Regions from separate parts of the Homo sapiens genome. Here region 2 is linked to region 1. A link is an interaction called in ENCODE POLR2A ChIA-PET data of the cell type or tissue named here. Cell type or tissue: HCT116. All regions are shown on one strand. Each heading gives the region's core, and the rest is flanking DNA. Links, peaks and the distances in the headings are about the cores only.

Region 1 (3,588 bases), core at 888-3,387:
AAGGAACAGCATCTGTAAAACCATGATGCGAGAGAGAGGGCCAGGAGCAGGAAGTTCTGGAATGAGATGAGGGCAGAGTGGGGAGGTAAGGACTGAGGAGGGAGGAGGAAGAGTATCCCCTCAGCAGGTGGGGTGGGGAGGGAGGTGCTGGGGGGAGAAAGGGGGAGGGTGGGGAGGGAGGCTCTGCGGGGACAGGAGGGGAATGGTAGGGAGGGAGGCGCTGGGGGAATGGGGGAGGAGGGTGGGGAGGGAGGCGCTGGGAGGATGGGGGGAGGGTGGAGAGGGAGGTGCTGCGGGGAGAAGAGGGGAGGGTTGAGAGGGAGAAGAGGGGAGGGTGGGGAGGGAGGCACTGGGGGGAGGGCCCTCCTTGAATCCTTTTCCCAGGTCCTGGTGTCTCTTCCTAGCACCGGAGGCTTCTTGGCAGTTGGGTGCAGACAGACCCCTGGGTTTGGGGTGGGGCTGCCTCCTCCTCGGCTTTGTCCAGAGGATTTGGGGCTCCTAAGGCCACACGCAGCCGGGCCCAGCCAGTCCAGAAACCAGGGCTTGGCCCTGCCCTCTGTGTGCCCCCATCCCAGGCCCCTTTGGGACTCCTGCAGGGGGCCTGTGCCGGAGGCGGGGGGCTTGCAGCACTTTCTGGTGGGCAAGAGGGCCACCAAGGGCCGGGGGCCTCTATTCTGAGCCGGGGCCACCTGGTGAGGCTGAACAGCCACAGCAGCCCCAAAGAGCCAGAGCCAGGCCAGGTGCGCCGGGGCAGGGCCTCCTCCCGACTGAGACTCCCAGCGTCACCACCTGCCAGCCTCTCAGTGGACACTTGAGCTTATCTGGGCGGCTGTCCTCAGCTGCCCGTGTCCCTGGGGTGCTGCATCGTGGTTGGGCAGGGCTGTGGGGGAAGGTCCCTGCCCGCAGCCAGGCAGGGAACGGGCTTTGGGAGCAGCGGGCACAAGAGACAGCCATGTGGAAATACCTCCCTCTCCAGGTGTCTGTGGGCCTGACCACCTGCAAGGAGACCCCAGGGCTGCCTCCTAGGGGTTCCCCGAAAGAGAAACGCTCTCAGTTAAAATGTCAGAGCTGGCTGGGTACAAGGGCTCAAGCCTGTAATCCCAGCACTTTGGAAGGCCGAGGTATGTGGATCACCTGAGGTCAGGAGTTCAAGATCAGCCTGGCCAACGTGGTGAAACCCGCTCTCTACTAAAAATACAAAAATTAGCCGGGTGTGGCCAGGCGTGGTGGCTCACGCCTGTAATCCCAGCACTTTGGGAGGCCGAGGCAGGCAGATCACGAGGTCAGGAGATCAAGACCATCCAGGCTAAGATGGTGAAACCCCGTCTCTACTAAAAAACACAAAAAATTAGCCAGGCATTGTGTCAGGCGCCTGTTGTCCCAGCTACTCGGGAGGCTGAGGCAGGAGAATAGTGTGAACCTGGGAGGTGGGGCTTGCAGTGAGCTGAGATCGCGCCAGTGTACTCCAGCCTGGGCGACAAAGCGTGACTCCGTCTCACCAAAAAAAAAAAAATTAGCCGGGCGTGGTGGCAGGAGCCTGTAATTCCAGCTCCTCGGGAGGCTGAGGCAGGAGAATCGCTTGAAACCCAGAGGCGAAAGTTGCAGTGAGTGGAGATCGCACCATTGTCTGTATCCAGCCTGGGTGACAGAGCAAGACTCCGTTTAAAAAAAAAAAAAAATGCCACAGCCATAGATTGCTGGCTCCGGTCCCAGCTCTGCACCTCCTGGCTGGGTGACTCTGGGCCAGGCCCTTGGCTTCTCTAAGCTCTGGCCACAAAGTGGGTGAGGCAGTCCTCGTCATTCACTGTCCAGGTGGGCAGGAGGCTCACACAACGTGACGTGGCCTGACTCAGCCTTGAAGCATGGCCACTTCCGTGTTACAGAGGAGGAAACTGAGGCTCAGAGCCCCAGGGGTGTGACCCCTCAGGCCTTGTGGTCTCCCCACACCCTCGGACACCTTTTTCTAGGCAGCAGCGAAGGAGCTGGTGCAGGCCTCGGCTTTCTCTTTGGGAAACACGGGAGGAGGAGGCAGGGCTGGGGCTGCAGCTGGCCGGGGCCACCGGGTGGGAGAAGGGAGCCCCAGTGAGCAGACGCCTGGGGTGGCCAGCTGAGGGGAGCAGGAGCCAGAACCCAGGTGGACAGCAGCTGCGGCCGGCCAGGGCATGCTCCCGCTGTGTCCCTGACCGCTGCAGTGGCAGGTGCTAGGTCTGCAGGCAGTGACCTCATGCCGGCCTGCCAGGCAGAGCTGTTGCCACCCAGCCTGGTGCCCAGAGCCAGTGCTTATGCCGAGAGGAGCCTCAGGCCACAGGAGACAGACAGAGGGAAGCCTGGATGGACCCTTCCGGGGACAGGGCCACGTTCCTGGGGAGGCTGAGGGCTGAGAGGTGCTTCGGAGTCGGGATCCTGCCGGGCCTCGGTTTCAGCATCCGTAGGACCTCATGAGGACTCACTGAGCTGGCCAATCTCTCTGGCAGGGTCTGGCCCCCAGCAAGCGTTTGTCCAAGCGAGCTGTCGCTGTTATTGTGGGGAATAGAGCTCCAAGCAGAGCCGAGTCATCACCCCCAGGCCCTGCCCAAAGCAGAGACCCCACCACCCACACATCCAACTAGCACCAGTGTTGGGAGTGGGCAGCCCAGAACAGAGCCCCCCAGGCTGGCTCAGGTGATGGGAGAGAGGCCTGCACCCCAACAGAGGGCTCAGCCCCTGCCCCAGCACCTCAGGGGCAGCCAAGATGGTCACATGTAGGCTTGCAGCCAGGGCTTTGCGGTTCCAATGTCTAACTGGAGGGCCACGGGGGTGGTGGCAGACTCGCCTCTGGGCGGGGAGGGGCACGGGCTAGGCTGGTGGAGTGTGCCCCTGTTCACCCCGCTTGGCCTCCCAGCAGCAGTGGACACGCATGTGCACAGAATCGCCAACAGGCTGAGGTGGACCAAGAAGGCAACCAAGTCCCCAGAGGAGACCCGCGCCGCCCTGGAGGAGTGGCTGCCTAGGTATGAGTATGTGGGGGGCTTCCTAGGGAGAAGAGCTCACCCCGCCCGCCCTCTGTCAGCACTGACCCAGCCCCCACCCCCACAGGGAGCTGTGGCACGAGATCAATGGACTCTTGGTGGGCTTCGGCCAGCAGACCTGTCTGCCTGTGCACCCTCGCTGCCACGCCTGCCTCAACCAAGCCCTCTGCCCGGCCGCCCAGGGTCTCTGATGGCCGCATGGCTCTGGCCGAGGTGCCGCTGTGGCCACCGTCTGTGAAGTGGCTTTACGCTTCAGGAAGCCACGCCTGTTGAATAAAGCTTTGGTGTGTTTGCAGATGGGATCTGGCTGATGTCTGTCCCTGAGGGGGCAGAGAGCCTGGGAATCGCATACAAGGATGTGTTCGTACACACCCGTGCTCGCGTGTCTGGAGCAGGGCTGCCTGGGAGGCCGGCTGGGGACGTGACAATCTTTGCTATGTACTCAGGGAGGGGGAGGGGGTGTGCATGAACCTGGGAGGGAGGAAGTGGGGAGAGCCAGCTGCAGCCAGCTGTTGGAAGTCCGCTGGGGAAGCAAGCAGCCCCCGGGCAGCTGGCTGGGGACCCTGGCCCCTCATGCTAT
Region 2 (15,504 bases), core at 4,838-7,337, 92 kb after region 1:
CAGGCTGTCTATCTGATGCCCCCAACACTGCCCCGCCCCTGCCTGCTCCTGGCACCGGAGACCCTGCTGACTGTGCCAGGGGCTAATCTGGGAACTGGCAGCTGTGAGTCCTGGCCCTGCCACTCGACCTCTGGCGGCTAGCGGCGAGGCCCCTTCCTGACCTTCAGGGATCGGCCACCATGGTTGGTGGGACCAGGGTGAGGGTGGGCTGGGGTTGGAGCTGGAACTCTGGGGGGGTGGGACAGCTGGGCTTCTGGATGCTCCCTCAGAGGGACAGTCTCCCAGCCTGTGAGGGGATGGGAGGCTGGAGGGGGAAACAAGGGGACGAGGGCTGGGCTCCTGGGCCTGGGAGGGCCCTGGAGATGAACAGATGGCAGCGGCCACCTGCCCCAGGAGCCCTTGGCTGCAGTATGGGTGCGACCCTCCTGGGCCCCAGGCTGAGCCCACAGAGGCAGGAAGCCTGTGGCTATGGAGACCCCATCCCAAAGACGCTGCCCCTTGGTGAACCTTCCTCTCCCCTCCTGTAGGCAGACAGGGGAGGTGCTGAGCACAGGCCTCAGTCTGAAGCCTGTAGTCCATTTCTCCAGGTATGGGTTCTGGGACCATCCAGCTCTACCACCAGGGACACCCCAGGTCTGACCTCCTTCCTTCCTGCCCCCCAGTCCCACCGGAAGTTTTCCGCCCCTCGGCACGGACACCTGGGCTTCCTGCCCCATAAGAGGAGCCACCGGCACCGGGGCAAGGTGAAGACGTGGCCGCGGGATGACCCCAGCCAGCCCGTGCACCTCACGGCCTTCCTGGGCTACAAGGCGGGCATGACCCACACCCTGCGGGAGGTGCACCGGCCGGGGCTCAGTGAGTCACAGTTGGGACCCTTGGGGGAGGGGGAGGGCTGAACCTTCCAGATGCTCGGAGCCAGAACTCACGCTTTTGGTCCAGACAGGGCCACAGTCCCAGGGAGCACCAGGCCTCGCCCCCGGGAATTGGGGTGGACGCTGAGCACAGGCAGGGCTTCCGGGCGGGTTCTGTCATGGCCCCAGCTCGCAGATGAGGACATTGAGGCACAAAGCAGTGAGGAACCTGGTCCAGTCACCGGGGCGGTAAGCGCAGGAGCTAGGATTCAAAGGCCAGCGCCCCAAGCCCTCGGTTCAAACCACCTGCCAGGACATCTGCACTTTTTGGCCATTTCGGGTCTATTTCATGTACCATTATTTCATATGTACGCCTATGTATATAGTTAGTTTTTGTTGTTTTAATCGTAGATTCACAAGTAGTTGTAAGAAATAATGCAGGCCGGGCATGGTGGCTCACGCCTGTAATCCCAGCACTTTGGGAGGCCGAGGCAGGAGGATCATTTGAGGCCAGGAGTTGCAGACCAACCTGGACGGCATCGTGAAACCCTATCTCTACAAAAAATACAAAAATTAGCTGGGCGTTGTGGCGAGTGCCTGTAGTCGCAGCTACTTGGGAGGCTGAGGTGGGAGGATCACTTGAGCTTGGGAAGTCAAGGCTGCAGTGAGCTATGATTGCACCACTGCATTGCAGCCTGGGTGACAGAGTGAGACCCTGTCTCAAAAACAGAAAAAGAAATCCATTGTAATCATTAGAATAACAAATGCTCATTTGGGCTCAGCCCCACCCTCTGGGGAATGCTGTCCTGGCTGGCCCCACACTCTCCTGTCCTGCCCCTATGTGGGCGGCTCTCCACTCCCTCCCCCACAGGCCTCAGGAGGTCCCCCTTCATGCCCCATCCCTGTGTCTCATCCAGAAATTTCCAAACGGGAGGAGGTGGAGGCGGTGACAATTGTAGAAACGCCGCCCCTAGTGGTGGTGGGCGTGGTGGGCTACGTGGCCACCCCTCGAGGTCTCCGGAGCTTCAAGACCATCTTTGCAGAACACCTCAGTGATGAGTGCCGGCGCCGATTCTACAAGGACTGGTGAGCACCGCCCTTGGCTGGGCCGTCCAAGGGCTGCTGGGACCACAGAAGTTGGGTGCCTGAGGCTCTAGCTCTTGCTGAAATGATAGGTGTGGGTGAGTAGGAAGCGAAGTCTCAACCGTCTGTGGGAGGTAGGAGTGTCTGTGTGTGTGTGTGTGTGTGTTGTGTGGTTGCCTTCATTTCAATAAAAGATGAGTAGGCTGGGCGTGCTGGCTCACGCCTGTAATCCCAGCACTTTGGGAGGCCGAGGCGGGTGGATCACTTGAGGTCAGGAGTTTGAGACCAGCTTGGCCAACATGGTGAAACCCCATCTCTACCAAAAAATACAAAAATTAGCTGGCTGGGGTGGTGCGCACCTGTAGTCCAGCTACTCAGGAGGCTGAGGTGGGAGAATCACTTGAACTGGGAGGTGAAGGTTGCAGTGAGCTGAGATCGTGCCACTGCACTGCAGCCTGGGTGGCAGAGTGAAACCCTGTCTCAATCTCAAGAAAAACACAAAAAACAAAAAACATGAGTACTAGAAGGCTGGAGATGAAATCAGGATGGAGGAAAAAGAGGAAACAAATATTCTAATCCTCAGGGTTAATTAAAAGGCTAATTTGGGCGGCTTGTGGTGGCTCACGACTGTAGTAGTCCCAGCACTTTGGGAGGCCAAGGCGGGTGGCTCATTTGAGGTCAGGAGTTCGAGACCAGCCTGGCCAACATGGTGAAAACCCGTCTCTACTAAAAATACAAAAAAAAAAATAAAAATAAAAAAATAAGCTGGGCGTGGTGGCAGACACCTGTAATCCCAGCTACTTGGGAGGCTGAGGCAGGAGAATCGCTTGAGCCTGGGAGGTGGAGATTGTAGTGAGCTGAGATTGTGCCGCTGCACTCCAGTGTGAGCGACAGAGTGAGACCCTGTCAAAAAACAAACAAACAAAAAACCAAAAGGCTAATTTGATGGAATGTTAGCATTGGCTCTGAGTTTCCTAGCAGCCATTGTGAAAAGTGAAATAGCCAGCTGAGAAGCTCTTACACATAGAAAGGTATTCTCGGGCCTCAAATCTTCCCTGGCAGTAAGTCCTGAAAGAAACCTTGGTTTCTTCACCTATAGAATGGGAATAATAATAATAATAATAATAATAATAATAATAATAATAATAATGTCCACCTCCCAGAACTCTGCTGAGGGTTAGAAACTATGGCTTCTGGCTGGGCACAATGGTTCATTCCTATAATTCCAGCACTTTGGGAGGCTAAGGCAGGCAGACCGTTTGAGCTCAGGGCTTCGAGACCAGCCTGGGCAACATGACGAAACCCGTCTCTACAAAAAAATACAAAAAATTAGCCGGGCACGGTGGCGCATGCCTGTGGTCTCAGCTACATGGGGGGTGAGGTGGGAGGATTGCTTGAGTCTGGGAGCTCCAGGCTGCAGTGAGCTGTGTTTGTGCCACTGCACTCCAGCCTGGGAGAGAAAGTGAGACCCTATCTCCAAAAACAAAAAAGAAAGGATGGCTCCCAAGCCCGAGGTGCCTGGCCATGGCACCCACTGCACCCTTGAGAAGTGGGACCAGCAGTCTGAGCCATGTGGCAGGTGGGGTGGTCTCTAGGTGCCTGGACTGCAGGGCTGGCCAGCCGCCTTCTCTGAGCTTCTGCACCTCTGCCACTCACTCTCAGGCCCCGGGAAACAGGGAGGGTACCTACTTTACAGAGGAGGAAACCGGGGCCTAGAGGGGGAGAGACAGTCTATGTTCAAAGATGGTGGCTGGAACCAGCTCAGAGGCCTCCGGGTGGGGGGCGGTCCCAGAGGTAGGACCCCTGCTTGGTGGGCTGGGGGTGAGGTGGGGGCAGGATAGGCCTGGGGAGCTGCCCCGGTTGGGGGCTTCTGAGCACCCTCCTGTGCATGGCTCAGGCACAAGAGCAAGAAGAAAGCCTTCACCAAGGCCTGCAAGAGGTGGCGGGACACAGACGGGAAAAAGCAGCTACAGAAGGACTTCGCCGCCATGAAGAAGTACTGCAAGGTCATTCGGGTCATTGTCCACACTCAGGTCAGCCCCCGGCCCTCCGCTGTCGGTCAGTCCCTAGGACCACGCTCCCTCACCCCAGCTTCCAGGAGCTGTGGCAAATGTCAGCCTAAAAATACCCGAGCCTCGGCACAGACCCAGAGGAGCGGCTGACCAGCCTCGCTGGCCACGTGCAGCCCCAGGCATGGCTGCTGAAAGGCATCGGTGCCTTCTGGGGTGCCAGGGGCATCAGCCACGCCGGCTAGTCAACTAAGACCCTGGCACGCCCTGAAGAGCCGGGTCCCCAGCCAAGTGTGCTGTGTGGAGGGCTGGTCACCTCTCTTCGGTTTCCAGCGTAAGTGTGCACAGGAATCCGTGTTTGTACATGGGTCTGGCTTGCTGTAGGCTGACAGGCAGGCGGCACCCTCCAGCTTATTCTGGAACACTCTTTGGCATCTTTGTCCTCAGGGAAGGCTTCCCGAGGCCCTAGAGCAGTGCCCCCGACCCTGAGCTTCCCACAGCCCCCACACTGCCCCCAGCTGCTCGCACACTTGTACACCATGCCTGGGCCAGTCACTGGTGTGTGTTCATCTCCCTGGACAGACTCCAGGCAGGCAGAGGCCCTGGGCGGGGCCACAGCTGCCACCAAGAGCCTGGTATGCAGGAGGTGCTCTGTAAATACCTGCCCCATACATACCCGCCCCATACATACCCACCCCATACATACCCACCCCATACATACCTGCCCTGTCCATACCTGCCCCCTACATACCTGCCCCGTCCATACCTGCCCCCTACATACCTGCCCCGTCCATACCTGCCCCCTACATACCTGCTCTGTCTATACCTGCCCCGTCCATACCTGCTCCCTACATACCTGCCCCCTACATACCTGCCCTGTCCATACCTGCCCCGTCCATACCTGCCCCTTACATACCTGCCCCTTACATACCTGCCCCTTACATACCTGCCCCCTACATACCTGCCCCCTACATACCTGCCCCCTACATACCTGCCCCCTACATACCTACCCCGTCCATACCTACCCCGTCCATACCTGCCCCGTCCATACCTGCCCCGTCCATACCTGCCCCGTCCATACCTGCCCCCTACATACCTGCCCCCTACATACCTGCCCCGTACATACCTGCCCCGTACATACTGCCCCGTCCATACCTGCCCCGTACATACCTGCCTCATACATACCTGCCCCATACATACCTATGGGTCACTATGTGTTCCCCGCTGGCCTCTCTGTCTCCACCTCTACATTGCACAGCCTGTGCTTCACACAGCACCAGCCAGAGACCTTACCAAAAAAAAAAAAAAAAAATCAAGCCAGACATGGTGGATCACGCCTGTAACCCCAGCACTTTGGGAGGCCAAGGCAGGCGGATCACCTGAGGTCAGGAGTTCGAGACCAGCCTGGCCAACATGGCAAAACCCCATCTCTAGTAAAAATACAAACAAATTAGCTGGGCATGGTGGGCGCCTGCAATCCCAGCTACTTGGGAGACTGAGGCAGGAGAATCACTTGAAACTGGGAGGTGGAGGTTGCAGTGAGCCAAGATCGCACCATGGCACTCCAGCCCGGGCGATAGAGTCTCAAAAAAAAAAAAAAAAAAAAAAGAAAAAAAAAAAAAACAAAAATCAGGCCCAGTGGCTTACACCAGTGATCCTAGCACTGTGGGAGGACAAGGTGGCAGCCCGGGCAACTTAACGAGACCTCATCTCTACAAAAAAATTAAAAATTGGCTGGGCATGGTGGTGCATGCCTGTAGTTCCAGCTACTTGGAGAGGGGTGCTGAGGCAGGAGGACTTCGAGACCAGTCTTGGCAACATAGGGAGATCCCCATCTCTACAAAAAAAAAAAAAAAAAGCCAGGCGCGGTGGCTCACGTCTGTAATTCCAGCACTTTGGGAGGCCGAGGCAGGCAGATCAGGTCAGGAGATTGAGACCATCCTAGCTAACGCGGTGAAACCCCGTCTCTACTAAAAATACAAAAAATTAGCCAGGCGTAGTGGCACAACCTGTAGTCCCAGCTACTCGGGAGGCTGAGGTAGGAGAATGGCGTGAACCCAGGAGGCAGAGCTTGCAGTGAGCCGAGATTGCGCCACTGCACTCCAGCCTGGGCGACAGAGCAAAACTCCGTCTCAAAAAACAAACAAACAAACAAACAAAAAAAAAACAACTGGGCATGGTGGTGAGTGCCTGTCATCCCAGCTACTCAGGAGGCTAAGGTGGGAGGATTGCTTCGGCCCGGGAGGCTGAGGCTGCAGTGAGCCTTGATCATGCCACTGCACTCCAGCCTGGGTGACAGAGCGAGACCCTGTCTCAAAATAAAAATATAAAAAAATAAAAATCAGGCCAGGTGCAGTGGCTCATGCCTGAACCCTAGCACTTTGGGAGGTCAAGGTGGGTGGATCGCTTGAAGTCAGGAGTTTGAAACCAGCCTGGCCAACATGGGAAACCCCAACTGTACTAAAAATACAAAAAAATTAGCCGGGCATGGTGGCACACACCTGTAATCCCAGTTACTCAAGAAGCTGAGGCAGGAGAATCACTTGATTCAGGGAGGCAGAGGTTGCAGTGAGCCGAGATCGCCCCACTGTACTCCAGTCTGGGCAACAGAGCGAGACTCCATTAAAAAAAGGCCGGGCGTGGTGGCTCACGCCTGTAATCCCAGCACTTTGGGAGGCTGAGGCGGGCGGATCATGAGGTCAGGAGATGCAGACCATCCGGGCCAACACAGTGAAACCCTGTCTCAACTAAAAATACAAAAAATTAGCTGGTCGAGGTGGCGGGCACCTGTAGTCCCAGCTACTCAGGAGGCTGAGGCAGGGGAATGGCGTGAACCCGGGAGGCAGAGCTTGCAGTGAGCCGAGATCATGCCATTGCACTCCAGCCTGGGCGATAGAGCGAGACTCAAAAAAAAAAAAAAAAAAAAAAATCCAATCAGATCACATCGCAGCCTGCACTTGGAAGAAAGTCCGAGCTCCCCACTCCCAGGTGCTGGCCCACGCCCCTTGCTCCCCACCGTCTGCCCACACTGGTCTCCTCTCTGTCCCACCAACTTTCCAAGGCCTCCTCTGCCACCAGGCCTGTGCAAATGCGGGGTCCTGCTGCCCAGAGCCTCTCCAATGTTTGCCTCGTGGCTCCTACTTGTTAGCAGCGGCACCTTCTCAGAGAAGCCCTCTCTGCCCTGACCACTGTATCTGAAACACCAGCCCCCATAGCCCATCAGAGCACTCTGTCCTCTCCAAGAGTTACTTGGTTTCCTTCTGTCCCCCAGTGAGATGGTGGCTCCCGAGGTGTGGGACTCTGTCTGCCTCATTCTGCACCGGATCCGCAGTGCCTAGCACAACACATGGGTTGCAACCTGATCCTGGGAACACCTGTGAATGAATGCATGCGTGGAAGGCGGCAGGGGTCACTGCTGGCCATGCCATGTTTCAGGTGGGGGTGTGATCCCGTGGGCCGTGGCGTGACCTCCGGCCATGTCCTGCAGATGAAACTGCTGCCCTTCCGGCAGAAGAAGGCCCACATCATGGAGATCCAGCTGAACGGTGGCACGGTGGCCGAGAAGGTGGCCTGGGCCCAGGCCCGGCTGGAGAAGCAGGTGCCCGTGCACAGCGTGTTCAGCCAGAGTGAGGTCATTGATGTCATTGCTGTCACCAAGGGTCGAGGCGTCAAAGGTAGGGCTCAGTGAGGATGGCAGCTCCAGGGCAGGCTGCCTGGAGGCAGTGGGGACCAGCCTGGCCTCTCAGCCACCAGCCCCTCTCACTCACAGGGGTCACAAGCCGCTGGCATACCAAGAAGCTGCCGCGGAAGACCCATAAGGGCCTGCGCAAGGTGGCCTGCATTGGCGCCTGGCACCCCGCCCGCGTGGGCTGCTCCATTGCTCGGGCCGGGCAGAAGGGCTATCACCACCGCACGGAGCTCAACAAGAAGGTGCGTCCTCAGCCGGGGTACGGGGACACTGTGTGGTCGGACCCCAGCCCTCAGTACTGGCCTCAGTGGGTGGGGTGCATGACCCAGACACTGCCGGGGACACAAGATGCCCCCACCAGCACTGAGTCTGAGCATGTGGGCGGATGGGCCTGGATGGGCTGCTGGCCTCAGAGGCCACTTCCTGCCCCTGGCATGTGCCCCCTTCTGGCAGATCTTCCGCATCGGCAGGGGCCCGCACATGGAGGACGGGAAGCTGGTGAAGAACAATGCATCCACCAGCTACGACGTGACTGCCAAGTCCATCACACCGCTGGTGAGGCTGGGAGGGGGCGACTGCCAGGCCCATCACACCGCTGATGATGGCTGGAGTGGGGTCAGGCTGGCCGGGGGGCCTGGTATACATGTAGGGGGCATGCCCCAGCCTCAGCTGGACGCTCCCTGCCCCAAGGGCTCAAGATTTTTGCCCCACAGCTGGACGCTGCCCCGCCAGGCACACTGGACAGAAGACCTTGACAGCTGGGCAGTGATGTGGGACCCTTGCCTTGGCTGTCCAAAACATTTGGATATAGTCACAAGCAAGAAATCTCTGCTGCGTCCCACATCCTCCGAGCCTCCTCTGGAGGCAGCTTCCACTCCAGCTGCTGTCATGTGGGTGTGGAGTGCGGCAGCTCCTACTGTGGCCTGGGAGTCAGGCCACCTGGGCTCAAACCGCATCTCCAGGACTTAGCAGCTGTAGAGGCTGGAGCAAGTGACTCCACTCCTCTGATCCTCAGTCTCCCCCAACAAAAATGCAGACTGTCAAGTGAGATAATGCATGAAAAGGACTTAGCTTGTGACTCAGATGCTGCCCTCAGTAGGGGCGGCGTGATAGTCACCCCTACATCTGGGGGCTGGGCACGGGGCTCCTGCCTATCACTGCCCCCTCTGGGGGTTCTGCTAGGGCCCCCAGCCACCCACTAACTCAGAAGCCCTTTCCGGGCCTGGCCTCTGACCTGTGTCCTCTGCAGGGTGGCTTCCCCCACTACGGGGAAGTGAACAACGACTTCGTCATGCTGAAGGGTTGTATTGCTGGTACCAAGAAGCGGGTCATTACGCTGAGAAAGGTTGGCAGTGCTGGGTGGGCTGGGGAGTGGGTGCCCGAGGGCTGCCAGCCTGTCCTGCCCTGCGGCCTGCTACGAGCGGGATGGAGTGGTGGGAGCAGAAGGGGAGGGCTCTGGTAGGAACTAGGTGAGCAAGACCTTCCTGGTGGGGCTTGGAGGTTCACAGCAGGGTGTGGGGGATCCCCACACTTGATGTTTACTTTACCATGGATTCCCCAGTCCCTCCTGGTGCATCACAGTCGCCAAGCCGTGGAGAATATTGAGCTCAAGTTCATTGACACCACCTCCAAGTTCGGCCATGGCCGCTTCCAGACAGCCCAAGAGAAGAGGGCCTTCATGGTGAGCTCACCGCCCCCATCCTTGTTCTTCTCTGGGGCTCCAGCTCCACATCCAGCCTGCCCGAGTAGGGAGCTGGAGCTGGCAGGGACTCCCCTGAGCTCAACTGCAGGAGAGACTCTTTTTTTTTTATTTATTTTATTTTTTGAGATGGAGTCTCGCTCTGTCACCCAGGCTGGAGTGCTGTGCCGTGATCTTGGCTCACTGCCACCTCCACCTCCTGGGTTCAAGCAATTCTCCAGATTCAGCCTACCCAGTCGTTGGTACTACAGGCACGTGCCACCACGCCAGGCTAATTTTCTGTATTTTTAGTAGGGATGGGGTTTCATCGTATTAGCCAGGATGGTCTCTATCTCCTGACCTCATGATCCGACCGCCTCGGCCTCCCAAAGTGCTGGGATTACAGACATGAGCCACCGTGCCCGGCCTGCAGGAGAGACTCTTAAGGGTCTATCCCTGGGCACTGATTCTTTAGAAGAGAAGGTGGGGGAGGAAGCAGCCTTAGGGGGGCAGTAGGGCCGGCCCTGAGTGATCTAGAGCCTGGCTGGGGGAGGGCGTGTTTCTGGCCAGAGTGACTAAGGCTCCTCCTGCACCACCCTCTCAACCAGGGCCCCCAAAAGAAGCATCTGGAGAAGGAAACGCCGGAGACCTCGGGAGACTTGTAGGCTGTGTGGGGTGGATGAACCCTGAAGCGCACCGCACTGTCTGCCCCAATGTCTAACAAAGGCCGGAGGCGACTCTTCCTGCGAGGTCTCAGAGCGCTGTGTAACCGCCCAAGGGGTTCACCTTGCCTGCTGCCTAGACAAAGCCGATTCATTAAGACAGGGGAATTGCAATAGAGAAAGAGTAATTCACACAGAGCTGGCTGTGCGGGAGACCGGAGTTTTATGTTTTATTATTACTCAAATCGATCTCTTTGAGCATTTGCGGAGCAGAGGTTTTTTTTTTTTTTTTTTTTGAGAGAGTCTTGATCTTGTCGCCCAGGCTGCTGGAGTGCCGGGGAGCAGAGTTTTTAAGGATAACTTGGCGGGTGGGGAGAGCCAGTGAGCCAGGAGAGCCGATTGGTCAGGGAGGAAATCACAGGGAGTCAGCTGTCTTCTTGCGCTGAGTCAGCTCCTGGGTGGTGGCCACAAGATCAGATGAGCCAGTTTATCAATCTGGTTGGTGCCAGCAGATCCATCAAGTTGCAGGGTCGGCAAAATATCTCAAGCACTGATCTTAGGGGCAGCTTAGGGAGGGTCAGAATCTTGTAGCCTCCAGATGCACGACTCCTAAACCATAATTCCCAATATTGTGGCTAATGTTAGTCCTAAAAATGCAATCTAGTCCCCAGGCAAGGAGGTGGTCTGCTTTGGGAAAGGGCTGTTACTGTCTTTGTTTTAAACTATAAACTGGCTGGGCGCGGTGGCTCACGCCTGTAATCCCAGCACTTTGGGAGGCCAAGATGGGCGGATCACCTGAGGTCGGGAGTTCAAGACCAGCCTGGCCAACATCGAGAAACCTCGTCTCTATTAAAAATACAAAATTAGCTGGGCGTGGTGGCGCATGATTGTAATCCCATCTACTCGGGAGGCTGAGGCAGGAGAATTGCTTGAACCAGCGAGTTGGAGGTTGCAGTGAGCTGAGATCGCGCTACTGCACTCCAGCCTGGAAACAGAGTAAGACTCCGTCTCAAAAGAAAGAAAGAAAGAAAGAAAAAAACAAAAAACTATAAACTGAGTTTCTCCCAAAGTTATTTCAACCTACCAGCAGGGATGAATAAGGACAGCTTGGAGGTTAGAAGCAAGATAGAGTCGGCTGAGTTAGATCTCTTTCACTGTTTCAGTCATCATTTTGCAAAGGCGGTTTCACCTGGGCGCGGAAAGGCTGCATGACCTCCGGCAGCTCCGGGCTTAGTACCAGGGACTGGACTGGGGGGACACGACCCTACGGATTCGCGCCGTCGCCCACCTGGCCAGGCCCCATGTGCGCCCCTAGCCACCAGGGCGCGAGGGGCGGCAGGGGCGGGGCCTTGGGGAAGCGGCCTAGGGGTGGTCCCTGGGAGTTTCCATGGGCGGGGCCTGCTGGGGAGATGCGATTGGACTGGCACCGGGGGGCGGGGCCTTGGGGAAGTGGCCCAGGAGTGGTCCCAAGGAGTCAACGTGGGCGGGGCCAGCTGGGAAGATCGTATTGGACCAGCCCTGAGGAGGGGCGGGGCCTCCCGGAGGCGGAAGCCGGGATTCGCCCTCCGGGGAGCGATTGGTCCTCGGGAGGGGCGGGGAGGTGGACGCGGGTACCGGCGGTCGTCGGGTCGGCAGCCTTTGGTCAGTTGGCAGCGGCAAGCGCGCTGCGGTTCCGGTGGCGCCATGTCGTTCTGCAGCTTCTTCGGGGGCGAGGTTTTCCAGAATCACTTTGAACCTGGTTGGTCCTGCGGCCTCTCGCTGGGAGGGCAGCGCGGCGGGGGGCGCGCATTAGCGGGGGCGCCGCCGTCGTCCGGGGGTGATGTCTCTCCCAAGCCGGGAATGGGGGCGAATGTGGCTGCCGGGGAGAAGCGAACAGGGGTCAAAAGGACTGCGGAGGAGTGGGGAGCCTGGGGGCGAGGAGAGTGGGGTACCCGAGGAGAGGGGGCCTTGGGGCTCACCGTCCTGGAGGGGGCAGGCCTCGAGTGTGAACGTGCCGTTTCGGGGGTGGGTCTAAGGGATCGGGATACGTGGGGGTGGTACCCCTTCCCTACCCCCTACACTCCAAAGTGATGGCGCTGGGGGAATTCGGGTTAGGGTCGGGGCTTCGGAGAGGCCAGGTTCTTGTCCAGGGCCAGCTCCTGTGGCCGGGGCGCCCCTTCGCGGGTCATCCCGCAGGTGTTACCCTGGCCCTTCCCATTCCCCCGAGTCCGGGATCTCTGGGAGGAGTCTGGCAAGCATAGAATGTCCCCTTCAGATCCTAATGTGCCGGCCCAGGTGCCTCCCCACCTGCCCAGGGACTCCAAATTGGGGAACCAGGAGTGCCACCAGGCACCTGCCAACAGCCCGTGAAGTTTGACCAGGCAGGCAGGATGGGGTGGTTTGGGGCATGGCCAGCCCTCCACACTGGCCCTGATGAATCCCTTCTGGGCTGGGCTCGCCTGGTAGTGGACTAATTTGGTAAAAACACATCCACAGGCAAGTCTGAGTGCACTGGTCTCCTTGGGCGGATCTGCTGGGTGGCACCCCTGTAGCGGGTTGGGCTGTGACACAGGACCATCCCGGCAAAGCCTCCCCCAGCAAGACTCTCTGGCTTTAGATCCCAGTTGTCCTCAGGCTGCTCTGCCAAGCCAGAAACTCCACTTCCACAGCAGCTGCTGGCTTCTCTTTGCTTTTTTCTCCAGTTCCTGGAAAAGGCTGGGTAGTTTACAGTCTCCAGGGGAGGCTGTCCCCAGGTGATGGGTGAGAGGTGACTCAGCACCCCTGGAGGTTCCTGTTTTCAGTCCTTAAAACAGTTCTGCAAGTCAGTTTTGCAACTTTCCCACCCCCTCCACTCCAAAGGGATCCTTTGTGGGTAGGCTGAAATCTGTTGTCCCCAGCCCTCTTTCTTCCTGGGCTCCTGTGTGGCCTGGAGGCCTTTTCTCTGGGACTGTTCTCTTCCTGCCTGGAGAGCAGAGCAGTGCCTGGGTATCCAGCTTAGGGCCTCGTTGGGCAGCAGGGAGGACCACTTGAGAAAGGAGAGGGACCAGGTGGTTGGGCCACATCAGGGCCCCTGCCCTCTATGTTCCTGGGGGAACTAGGGGGGCGAGGGGGAGCTCCGTGTCCTCATTGGACTACCCAGGTTCCTTCACGCTGCACACACTTGTAGCTGAGTGTCTGCATCACCAAGCAAAGATGGAAATGTTAGGATATGCCCCGTCACGGGGCTATGAGAAGAATCAAGGAGATAATTGTGAAAGGTGACTCCCCTGGTCTCTGGCACATCTACTAAACGTGAGCTCAGCACAGCGCCTCCCGTGGCGGGTGCCTGGGGAAGGAGCACAGCCTACCCTCGGAACGGGGGCAGCGCTGTCTTTGCCTGGGTTGGTGGATTTGGGAGCTTGACCCCGGAAAGGCGGGAGCTGATGACTCCACATTTGCCTCTCCTTCCACCACAGGCGTTTACGTGTGTGCCAAGTGTGGCTATGAGCTGTTCTCCAGCCGCTCGAAGTATGCACACTCGTCTCCATGGCCGGCGTTCACCGAGACCATTCACGCCGACAGCGTGGCCAAGCGTCCGGAGCACAATAGATCTGAAGCCTTGAAGGTGAGAGGCCACAGGGGTGGGGGAGGGACGGGGGCGGCCAGGGAGAGCAGAGAGCCAGTCCCACCTTCCTCCCTCTGCTTGCCCCACAGCTCCAGGGGCTTAGAGGCGTCTATTCCAGGCCTGTTGCCTCTGCCAGGGAGCTGCCACCCCAGGCTATCGGGAGAGCCTGGCCTTCTGGTGCAAATGTGGGAAACAGGACAGGTTTCCTGTACGGGCTCCAGGACAAAGGTCAACCTCTTATGTCGGCGGTCAGCTTGGGAAATAGGCGTGTGGGAAGAAACACCATCTGCCAGCCCCAGTAAGGGCCTTCACTGTGGCTGTATCATGGCCAGAAGCTCACCCAGCTGCCTTGTGATCTTTCCAGGTGTCCTGTGGCAAGTGTGGCAATGGGTTGGGCCACGAGTTCCTGAACGACGGCCCCAAGCCGGGGCAGTCCCGATTCTGAATATTCAGCAGCTCGCTGAAGTTTGTCCCTAAAGGTGAGCTTGCTTTGCACAGCTGGGGCCAGGCCTGTTGGCCTTTGAGCCCAGGCTGGGGGGCCCAGTGTTTGTGCTTGTCCACTTACCATGACAAGGTATGGGGCCACCAAGTCACGCTGCCTGGGAACTGTCCAGGATCCCCCAGAAAGGTGGCTGCAGCGCAGGGGCAAAGGAGCTGGTGTTCCGCTTCCTCGCTTGGTTGATCATGACTGTCCCAAAAAGGGGCTTCAGCGTGAGAATGTGGCAAATGGTTTTCCTCAGAGGCCTGGCCTTTCCCAGAGGCTAGAGTCAGGGGCGGGGCAGGCAGAGCCTGAGGCCCCAGTCTGTGCGGCTGTGTCTCCCACTGGCTAGGACTGTGGCCTTGCTTCTTAGCCGCTCAGAGCCTGCCTCCTCCTCTGCAGAGTGGCGGTGGTAGCAGGGCTGTGAGGACAGCTGCGTGTCACGTGCACCTGGGCCTGGCACACAATAATAGCTTGATGAATCCTCATCCTTTTTTTTTTTTTTTCTGAGATGGAGTCTTGCTCTGTCGTGCAGGCTGGTGTGCAGTGGCGCGATCTCAGCTCACTGCAACCTCTGCCTCCTGGTTCAAGCAATTCTCCTGTCTTGGCCTCCCAAGTAGCTGGGATTGCAGGCACGCATCACCACGCCCAGCTAATTTTTGTATTTTTAGTAGATACGGGGTTTCACCATGGTGGCCAGGCTGGTCTTAAACTCCTGACCTCAGGTGATCTGCCCACCTTGGCCTCTCAAAGTGCTCGAATTATAGGCATGAGCCACCACGCCCAGCCCACACCTGGTTAATTTTTAATTTTTTTTTTTTTTTTGGTGACAGAGTCTTGTTCTGTCACCCAGGCTGGAGTGCAATGGCCAATCTCAGCTCAATGTAGCCTCTGCTTCCCAGGTTCAAGTGATTCTTCTGCCTCAGCCTCCCGAGTAGCTGGGATTACAGGCTCCCACTACCGCGCCTGGCTAATTTTTGATTTTTTAGTAGAGACGGGGTTTCACCATGTTAGCCAGGCTGGTCTGGAACTCCTGACCTGAGGTGATCTGCCTGTCTCAACCTCCCAAAGTGCCGGGATTATAGGCGTGAGCTACCGCACCCAGCCAATTTTTAAAATTTTTATAGAGATGGGGGTCTCACTATGTGGCCCAGGCTGGTCTTGAACTCCTCTGGGCCTTGGCCTCCCAAGGTGCTGGGATTACAGGCTTGAGCCACTGCCTCGCCTGAAATGGGGCTGTTAACAGCACACGCTTGTGGCCATCACCGTGCTGTGGGGTTGAGCGAGCAGCCTGTCAGGATCTGGTGCGTGGTAAACCTGCGATGTTTTCGTCCTTTTGTTGTTATTTGTCCTCCGTGTGAGTGGAGGGAGAAGAGATTCTGGGTTCTCCTGTGGATGTCAGAACAAAATGGGGTACACAGACTCCCCTGAGTCGGGCATCTGGTCTTTTCAGCTCCCCTGTGGCCTGCAGG

What was found. ChIA-PET counts read pairs that join two places held together with the same protein. Peaks named below come from ENCODE experiments on the same cell type or tissue, not always from the same donor. Only the 100,000 strongest peaks of a DNase experiment are listed, where the experiment ranks them.
Region 2: POLR2A ChIA-PET joins it to region 1 with 5 read pairs; 6 of 35 experiments call an interaction of 5 or more read pairs at or near these places.

The regions. Positions count from the first base shown.
Region 1 is chr16:2,039,535-2,043,122 of GRCh38, reverse strand. NTHL1 (nth like DNA glycosylase 1) reads left to right here. Exons shown (of 6, transcript NM_002528.7): 5 at 2,885-2,990; 6 at 3,076-3,303. The coding sequence ends at 3,199. Among named protein-coding and RNA genes, the nearest start is that of NTHL1, 6.5 kb to the left of the region's middle. In HCT116, for the core only: no CTCF peak of the experiment used is centred there; no DNase peak of the experiment used is centred there; H3K27ac peaks cover 706 bases.
Region 2 is chr16:1,939,307-1,954,810 of GRCh38, reverse strand. RPL3L (ribosomal protein L3 like) reads left to right here and starts at 122. Exons shown (of 10, transcript NM_005061.3): 1 at 122-182; 2 at 663-855; 3 at 1,769-1,937; 4 at 3,832-3,967; 5 at 7,431-7,617; 6 at 7,713-7,873; 7 at 8,085-8,186; 8 at 8,881-8,976; 9 at 9,193-9,312; 10 at 9,918-10,837. The coding sequence starts at 180. The coding sequence ends at 9,974. It overlaps MSRB1 (methionine sulfoxide reductase B1), which reads left to right and starts at 11,612. Exons shown (of 4, transcript NM_016332.4): 1 at 11,612-11,709; 2 at 13,406-13,554; 3 at 13,919-14,033. The coding sequence starts at 11,655. It overlaps LOC124903625 (a long non-coding RNA gene), which reads right to left and starts at 12,017. Exons shown (of 2, transcript XR_007064940.1): 1 at 11,930-12,017; 2 at 10,178-11,826. RefSeq lists enhancers at 418-1,407, 12,823-13,712 and a silencer at 11,139-11,638. In HCT116, for the core only: no CTCF peak of the experiment used is centred there; no DNase peak of the experiment used is centred there.